Linked DNA regions of Homo sapiens: region 2 is linked to region 1. Evidence: chromatin contacts called from ENCODE Hi-C or POLR2A ChIA-PET data. All regions are on one chromosome and are shown on one strand. The core of a region is the stretch at or near the end of the contact, and the rest is flanking DNA. Distances in the headings are between cores, read along the strand shown. Region 1 overlaps LINC03036 (long intergenic non-protein coding RNA 3036). Region 2 overlaps LINC03036 (long intergenic non-protein coding RNA 3036).

What was found. Hi-C counts contacts between places; a loop is a spot of excess contacts on that map. ChIA-PET counts read pairs that join two places held with the same protein, here RNA polymerase II (POLR2A).
Region 2: a loop to region 1 is called in a map of PC-9, with 2.8 times the contacts of the local background. The contact joins two enhancer-like sites. A Hi-C loop is called at or near these places in 3 of 168 maps with a recorded cell type or tissue (PC-9, cardiac septum and endothelial cell of hepatic sinusoid). POLR2A ChIA-PET finds 5 or more read pairs at or near these places in 1 of 52 experiments (MCF 10A).

The regions. Positions count from the first base shown.
Region 1 is chr10:118,869,104-118,873,063 of GRCh38, forward strand. All of the region lies in intron 2 of LINC03036 (long intergenic non-protein coding RNA 3036), which reads right to left. It also overlaps the pseudogene RPL17P36. Among named protein-coding and RNA genes, the nearest start is that of CACUL1, 120 kb to the left of the region's middle. Within about 2 kb of position 2,513, at least 8 of the 41 ENCODE cell types and tissues checked have a DNase peak (open chromatin) inside an H3K27ac peak, as active enhancers do; they include PC-9, where a contact is called at or near this core.
Region 2 is chr10:118,910,489-118,914,804 of GRCh38, forward strand. The region is part of intron 2 of LINC03036 (long intergenic non-protein coding RNA 3036); the gene reads right to left. Among named protein-coding and RNA genes, the nearest start is that of LINC03036, 120 kb to the right of the region's middle. Within about 2 kb of position 2,773, at least 4 of the 41 ENCODE cell types and tissues checked have a DNase peak (open chromatin) inside an H3K27ac peak, as active enhancers do; they include PC-9, where a contact is called at or near this core.

The DNA.
Region 1 (3,960 bases), core at 1,263-3,762:
TGCAAAAACAAAGGCTCAGAGAGGTGAAGCCACCTGCCCAAAGTCACACAACTAGCAAGTGGTCAAGCCCAGATATCCTGGCTCCAACAAGATGCTGCAGTAGACACTGTGGTTGATGCCTCAACATCCATCCCAGCCCTGTCCCTCTGTGTGGCCACAGTTATTTCAGGGACTGGCCCTGCCTCCAGATGGGCCTCACTTAGTCAATATGAATTATAGAATCCCATCCCTCTTCATCAGGGATTGGATCAAAAGCCCAGCCTGAGCTTGTCCCTACCTTGTGCCACCTACCTTGTCCCAGGAATTGGTTCTTGCCAATAAGACACAAAAAGTCTGCTGGCCAGGCGCAGTGGCTCACGCCTGTAATCCCAGCACTTTGGGAGACCAAGGCGGGCGGATCACAAGGTCAGGAGATCGAGACCATCCTGGCTAACATGATGAAACCCCATCTGTACTAAAAATACAAAAAAATGAGCCAGGCATGGTGGCGGGCGCCTGTAGTCCCAGCTACTCAGGAGGCTGTGGCAGGAGAATGGCATGAATCTGGGAGGCAGAGCTTGCAGTGAGCCGAGATCGCGCCACTGCACTCCAGCCTGGGCAACAGTGCGAGACTCTGTCTCAAACAAACAAACAAAAAAAAGACATAAGTAGTCTGCTGAGGGCTTTTAGGGAATTTTTCCTTACTATTAAAGGACAAGATTAGACCAGGCCAGATGGCTCACACCTGAAATCCTACAACTCTGGGAGGCCAATGTGGGCAGATTGTGTGAATTCAGGAGTTTGAGACCCGCCTAGGCAACAGCAAAACCCCATCTCTACAAAAAATATAGAAATTGGCTGAGCATGGTCGTGCATGCCTGTAGCCCCAGCTACTCAGTGGGCTGAGGTGGGAGGATTGTTTGAGTCTGGGGGAGGGAGGTTGCAGTGAGCCAAGAATGTGTCCCTGCACTCCAGCCTGGGTGACAGAGCAAGACCCTGTCTCACACACACACACACACACACACACACACACACACACACAAAGCCAGTTTTTGCAGTTCTTAATTCCCACCAAAATTAAATATGCGTATATTGAAAAAAAAAAAAAGCAAGATTAGGAAGTTTCTCCATCTTTCTAGAATGAATGAGGAAGAAGATAGCCCCGCTGGCTGCTGGCAGCAAATCTACAACGAAGTGGTTCTAAAATGAAGTGGATGCTCTGGCTGGCAGAAGAGAGAGGCAGAAAGAACTAGGTATCCTTGATGGCCTCATGAAGCTCAGTGTCACACAGTCTTGAAGCCCACCCTACCTGTGAGCGTCCACTCAGGTAAGGCCACAAAGTTCCTTAACCTTTCAGCTGGGTCAAGTTGGCTTATTTGTTAATTGCAGCTAAAAGCATCCCACTGGACGCAGCACCCTCTCCCTCCCAGCAGCTTGGCATTAGGGAGCCCAGCATCCTGAAAATCCCACTGAGCTCCCAGGAAATAGTAATATCTGCCTCACCAGCCCCACATTGCCCCATCTTCCCCAATGGCTGTTTGCCAACTTTATTGCATCAAATCTATTGAAGTTTTTGTTGTTGTTGTTTTAACTTCGCAGGGAAGGCTGTTCTATGGTGCTGTGAGTCATCCTGGGAAGCAGCAGCCCTAGTGCTAAGGCAGGATGCAGATCAGTCTGTTCCAGTACCCACCTCCCCTCTCTCCTCCCCCGCAAAGGGCAGTTTCCTCTGGAATCCATGCACATGCAATTTATTTCTAACTGCTCCAGCAGGTTCCAATCCTGTTGCTTGCTGCGTCTAGTTATTCACTTGGAATCAGAGCTGCTGGAAAGTCAAAATTAGCCTCATTCTACCAGCATGAAATAGAAACACAGAGGCAGTCCCTTGGCTTTAGGGAGGCAAGAATCTAGAATTTTTCTTATCTCTCTGTGAATACCAGAGCTGAGGGTTACATGGGTCTGTGATTACACAGTCATTTGGAAATTGTGCAAGTTGGAAGCAGCACTGTCATTGACTTCCTGTTAAGAGGAGGCAGCAGGAGAAGCCTTCCAGAGAGGGACACAGGGCAGCCATCTGGTTGGAAGTCATTGTGCTTACATAAGTTGTCTGTTCACTTAAGGAGGCAAGGGTTAAGCAGGCTGCAAGGCAAGGAGTGTGAATGACCCTAAGCCATGCTTGACACCATGCATTAATGATGTTTTTTATCTTCTGTAGTTTATAAAGCTTTGACATCCTGAGGCCTTGCTAATCCTGGAGAGACTCCCCTTCCAGGGCTAGCTAATTTCTAGAGATAGTAAACAATTTGCCTGCCAACATATCTTTCATATACAAACCAACCAATCCAAAACCTGTATCCCCAACCACTTCCTTTATTTAACTCTCACACACCAAGCCCATATTTTCCTTGCCCTAAATCACCCCAGGACCAAGTAACAGACTACTGGAGACCATTCCTATAGCCTAGAACCCGCAGACATTATTCAAACTCTCTAATTCTAAGCTTGCTCAAACTTGCCAATCCTGCCTCACCCATCCCTCCCCACGGAATCCCCAATAAGGTCTATGGGTCATGCCCTCTCTTCATTCTTTCTGCCTCATGACCAACTCTGGTGCCTTTGCATGTGACCCTGCATGGCACAGCATGCCCCCTTCTCTTGGGAACTGTAATAAACTCCTTTCAAGGCATATTTCTCTATGTCTGTCATCTTACCATACCTAATTAAAACAAAATCCTAGATCCTTTGTTTGTTTTTGCTTATTTTTTATTTGTTTGTTTTAGAGACAGGGTCTCACTCTATCACGCAGGCTAGAGTACAGTGGCATGATCATAGCTCATTGCAGCCTCGACCTCCTGGACTCAAGTGATCCTCCTGCCTCAGCCTTCTGAGTAGCCGGGACTACAAGCACGTGCCACCATATCTGGCTAATTTTTTTTTTCCTTTTAATTACATTTATTTTAATGCTGAATTTACTCCTGTGCCATAAGTTTTTGTTTCTTCAGTTTCTTCTGGGATATCTTTTTCTTCTGGGCAACCTCCTCTTCTGATTTAGGAACAATCTGTTCCTTTTCCGTAAGGATCATCTCAATGTGGCAGGGAGAGCTCATGTATGGGTTAATCCGACCATGAGCTCTGTGGGTCCGGCGGCGCATCTTAGGTGTTTTGTTCACTTGGATGTGCTCAATGACCAGAGAATCTACATCTAAACCCTTAAGTTCAGCATTACTCTCTGCGTTTTTAAGCATGTGCAGCAAAAATTCAGCACTCTTTTTGGGCCACCGACCTTGTGTCCAGCCCCACTGCTTGGCCTGCGTACACCTGCTAACTCCACCATTGTAACGTAGGAATGGTACACACTGTTTCTGTAAAGTGACATCTTTCAGATACTTCTTGGCTTTTCATATATGTATACCCTTGATGGCCTGAGCAGTTTCATGGTGTTCTTAAAGTGAACACAAAGATTGGAACCTCTTGATTTGCATCATTTCGTGGGGTTCTCCGGGTCAAGTGAATAGCGAACCATTTTCACAGATTACCTCAGGCTGCTTAGGGAAACAGCATTTTTTTTTTTTTTTTTTTTTTTTTTAGAGCTAGGGCCTCACTATTTTGCCCAGGCTACTGGTCTTGAACTCCTGGTGTCGGGCCTCATCCTCCCAAAGTGCTGGAATTACAGGTGTGAGCCACCATGCCTGGTCCCGGGTACATTTTAAAACCCACCACCACCTATAACTTACTCTGAGCTAGACATGTTTAGATGCATTATCTTAGGTCATTTCTACCACACTGCAAAGTAGAAACTATTAGCTCCATGTTACCTGTGAGAAAGTGAAGCTTGGTAGGCTAAGTAACTTGCTGATGTTGGTTGACAAGGAAATACTGATCATGAGCCAAGGGTGACACAGCAGACTTCTTTTTATAGAGATATAAGAAATTTTAAAGATATTGGTGTGTAGTGGGGGAGTTGGATACCGGTGATCAAAAGTA
Region 2 (4,316 bases), core at 1,523-4,022, 42 kb after region 1:
CAAGTCCCTGGGTCCAGAAATGGAGGTCCTGAAACACAAGAGCTGTCCCCAGCTCCAAGGTTTAGTCTTCATTGACTGATTTGTGTGGGGGGGGGGATGGGGGTGGGGGTCTCCCCTCTTTTTTCAATGTCCTATTTTTGGGAGGTTGGAAAAGTTTGGATGCAGCTCAGGGATTAAATTCAAGGACATGAATATTAATGATTCCCCTCCCTCATGCTGCAAATCCACTCATCATTAGGCATTTTCCAGCCACCTACATGAGGGCTGCCATTTGTCCCCTCTCAATAGACCCACATGGATTCCAATGGCCAGTTCTGGTAGCTGGCTGCGCTCAGCACACACACACCAATAGGATGCCATGGAGGGTGACTCCTGGGTCATACCAGGCAACTGCTATACAGAGGGACTGCAGCATCCGCCACCTCCAAGGAGCCAGGCCAGGCAGTGGGGTGAGGGGCACTGACAACTGCAGGCCAACGAGCTCTGCGTTGGGTGAGTGGCTGCCAGCCATCCTGCTCCTCTCACTAAGCCTAGAGATACCCCAGATCCTCCCGGAGGGACACGTTGCCTCTCCCCACTCTGGGTTTACAGAGCTCCGTCCCCTCTTGGGTGAGATTCCCACAAAATTCTTGGATCATATTTGTTTATCCAGAAGTATCTTCCTGGAATTTTTGAAGAACTCACGGATGAAACTACCCAAAGACCATTTCTATATCTTGGACAGAACTGCAGCTGAAAACACTGTCCATAAACCACTGTGTTCTCCTGTCTTTAAAAAAATAATAATAATAACTCTACCTCCTCATCCCACCTCTCTCTACAACCTCCTCTCTTTCTTTATTCTTCCTTTCACACCCAAACTTCTTTTAATGAACTGTCCCCACTCCTCTCTCTCCTCACCTTCCCTCTCATGCTTAAATCCACTAGCTCTGGCTTCAGTACCACCACTACCATTGCCACCACCTCCCACTGAAATTGTTCCTGCAAGAGTCATCGGTGACTTCCTTGTTGCTAAATGCCAAAGATGTTTTTCAGTCCTTATCTTTGCTGACCTTTTAGTGGCACTTGGCCTAGCTGGCCTTCTTGAAATCCCAATGGCCAGTTTCGACAGCTGGCTTCCGTGGGCCTTCATAACACTACACTTGTTTGTGTATCCATCTGCCTTTGATGATTATTTTTCCTCCGCCAGGCCATGAGATGTTCAAGTTCTCAGGGTCCAGTCTGAGTCCTCTTTCCATTCCGTCTCTCTCTGGGGCTTTCAGGCAGCCTCCTGACTTTGCCTATATTCTATAGACTGATGACTCCAAAACTTGATCTCAGTTGCCGGCTGCCTCCTGGCAGCAGAACCATGTGCTGCCAGACATTTCTTCTGGGGTATTCTTTAGGATCTCAAGAACAACCTTTCTATGCCGAACTCTTTATTTTCCCCCAATAAAGCCTGCCCCTCCTCGTGGGTTCCCCATCTAATGAAAGCCCATCAACCACCCTGAGTCACCCAAGCATGGAGCCTGGGAGTGACTCTAGACTCATGCCTCCTTTACCCCCACATCCCATCAATTCTAGAGGCTGAAGACACACACTCTGTTTTTTCTCTCTCTCTCTTTTCCCCCAATCTGCCCACTTTTCTCCAAGCAGAGGCTCACTCTAGTCTATGTCACCATCATTCCTCACCCAGGTTCCTGGGTCTCACTGCTTATAGTTTTGGTCTCCCCTCCAGTTCAAGCTAAAGTCATCTTTCCAAAGCCCAGTTGATCAAATCCAGCCCTTCAAGGACTCCCATTGTCTTCAGGCCAAAGTGTAACTCCTCTTCAGAGGCTCCCACTTCTCTCTCCAGCCTTCTCCCTCCCCACTCACCCCTGGCCCTCTGCACAGAGGCCATGGCTGATGTGACATCCTCTGTCCCTGAACAGTCTTCACCCCTCACCTTCCACCTAATTTCTTTTTTTGTTTTTGAAATGGGGTCTTGCTCTGTCACCCAGGGTGGAGTGCAGTGGCATGATCTCAGCTTACTGCAACCCCCACTTCCTGGGTTCAAATGATTCTCCCACCTCAGCCTCCCGAGTAGCTGGGATTACAGGTGTCCACCACCATGCCCGGCTAATGTTTTGTATTTTTAGTAGAGATGGGCTTTCACCATGTTGGCCAGGCTGGTCTCGAACTCCTGGTCTCAAGTGATCTGCCCATGTCAGCCTCCTAAAGTGCTGGGATTACAGGCGTGAGCCACCGCACCCAGCTGACCTCTACCTAATTTCTATGAGTGCTTCAAATCTTGGCTGAGTGTCACTTTCCCTAGGAAAGTATCTCCCCCCTCAACTGCCCCCAGTTCTGGATTAGATGTCCTTCCAATTACCCACAAAATAACTTGTTTTCCCCTTAAACCACTACTTATTAAATTATCTCAACATTTTTGGAAGCCTCCCTGATATGTGGAAAACCAACAGACAGCAAGAGAAACCAGACCCCTGTCTACACAGGGCATAGAGTCAAGCAGGAAACACAGACATTATAACAACAAAGATCAAAGAGGGGGCAGGAGGAGGGAGAGGTAGGAATGGGAGGAGAAATGTAAAAGAAAAAGACAGAAACAGCAAAGAGCACAAATGCTTCCACTCACAAGGCATCAGCTGATGAGACCAACATCTTGTATACTTCCTCTGTTTGCGGAATGAATGAATTTACGTTACCCAATATTCTTTAGATAAGGCCCTAGGTGATAAATTCCTTCTACAACTTTGTGCCAGAAGGGGAAAGTTTGCCCTCACTGAACACTTGTTTCTTTCAATTAAACAAAGAGACTAAGAAACCTGTCATATTGCTCTTTTTGTCTTGTCTGCCAAAAAGTTCAGGGCCAAATTTAGACCTCAGTCACAAGGAAGTATGTAATTTCTGGCTTCTGTCACCATCTCTCCTTATCCAGCTAGTTTCTCTTTCATCTTTTTTTTTTTTTTTTTTTTTTTTTTTTGAGTGGGGTTCTTCCTCTGTCTCCCAGGCTGGATTGCAATGGTGCAATCATGGCTCACTACAGCTTCGTATTCCTAGACTCAAGGGATCCTTCCACCCCAGCCTCCCAAGTTGTTGGGACTACAGGTACATGCCACCACGCCCAGCTAATTTTTTATTTTATTTTATTTTATTTTTTAGAGACAGAGTCTCACTATGTTGGCCAGGCTGGGCTTGAACTCCTGGCCTCAAGCTATCCTCCTGCCTCGGCCTCCCAAAACACTAGGATGATAGGAGTAAGCCACTGTGCCTGGTCTCTTTTATCTTTAATTTGTGTACCCCTGTATACCTGTATACACCCCTGTATACACAAATGTGTTTTTACCTTGACCCCTACTTGCCAATCCCTCATGGAAGCAGGTGGAACAGAGGCTCAACATGCAGTGACCCGTTCCAGACTGGCCCCAGCAGGAGATGGCACCCTTGTCCCAGCCCAGTGTTTCCAGAGCGGCACCCACTCTGCAGTCTGAGGCCTCCTCCTGCCCCCACCCCTAGCCAGCCACAGAGTTCAAGGACATGAGCAGCCCTGGCTGTACCTCCCTCCTCCGGGGGGTTGATGTGCTATTTAAAGAGGCCAGACCTCCAGAGCCTTAACAAAAAGCAGAATGAGAGAAGGAAACGTCATATAAGGGATAGGCTGGGGGCAGGGCTAAGCCTAGGTCAGGGCAGGGAGCTTCTAGGTGAGACTCACCATCAAGCTGTGGTCTCTCCTCTTCCCTTCATCACTGCTTGGTCCAAGCAGAGGGGGCTGAAAGAGCTGATGCCCAAGAGATGTCAGGAATGCCTTCTGATGCGTCTAAGACTAGGGACCTAGTCTGACCCTCAGACCAACAGTTTTACACAGAGTGTATTAGGCAGTTTTCGCACTGCTATAAAGAAATACCTGAGACTGGGTAATTTATAAAGGAAAGAGGTTTAACTGGCTCGCGGTTCTGCTGGCTGTACAGGAACCATGGCCTCAGCATCTGCTGGGCTTCTGGGGAGGCTTCGGGAAGCTGACAACGATGGCAGAAGGTGAAGGAGGAGCAGGCAGTTCACGTGGCGAAAGCAGGAGCAAGAGAAAGAGTTGGGGAGGTGCCACACACTTTTAAACAGCCAGATCTCTCGAGAGCTCACTCACTATCATGAAGACAACACCAACCATGAGAGATCCACCCCCATAATCCAAACACTTCCCCCCAGGCCCCACCTCCAGCATCAGGGATTACAATTCAACATGAGACTTGAGCAGGGACAAATATCCAAACCGGGTTGTGAGCAACTCTGTCTCAGGGATGAGATCACGAGGCTATCTCCAACATGCCCTACAGCCCGCC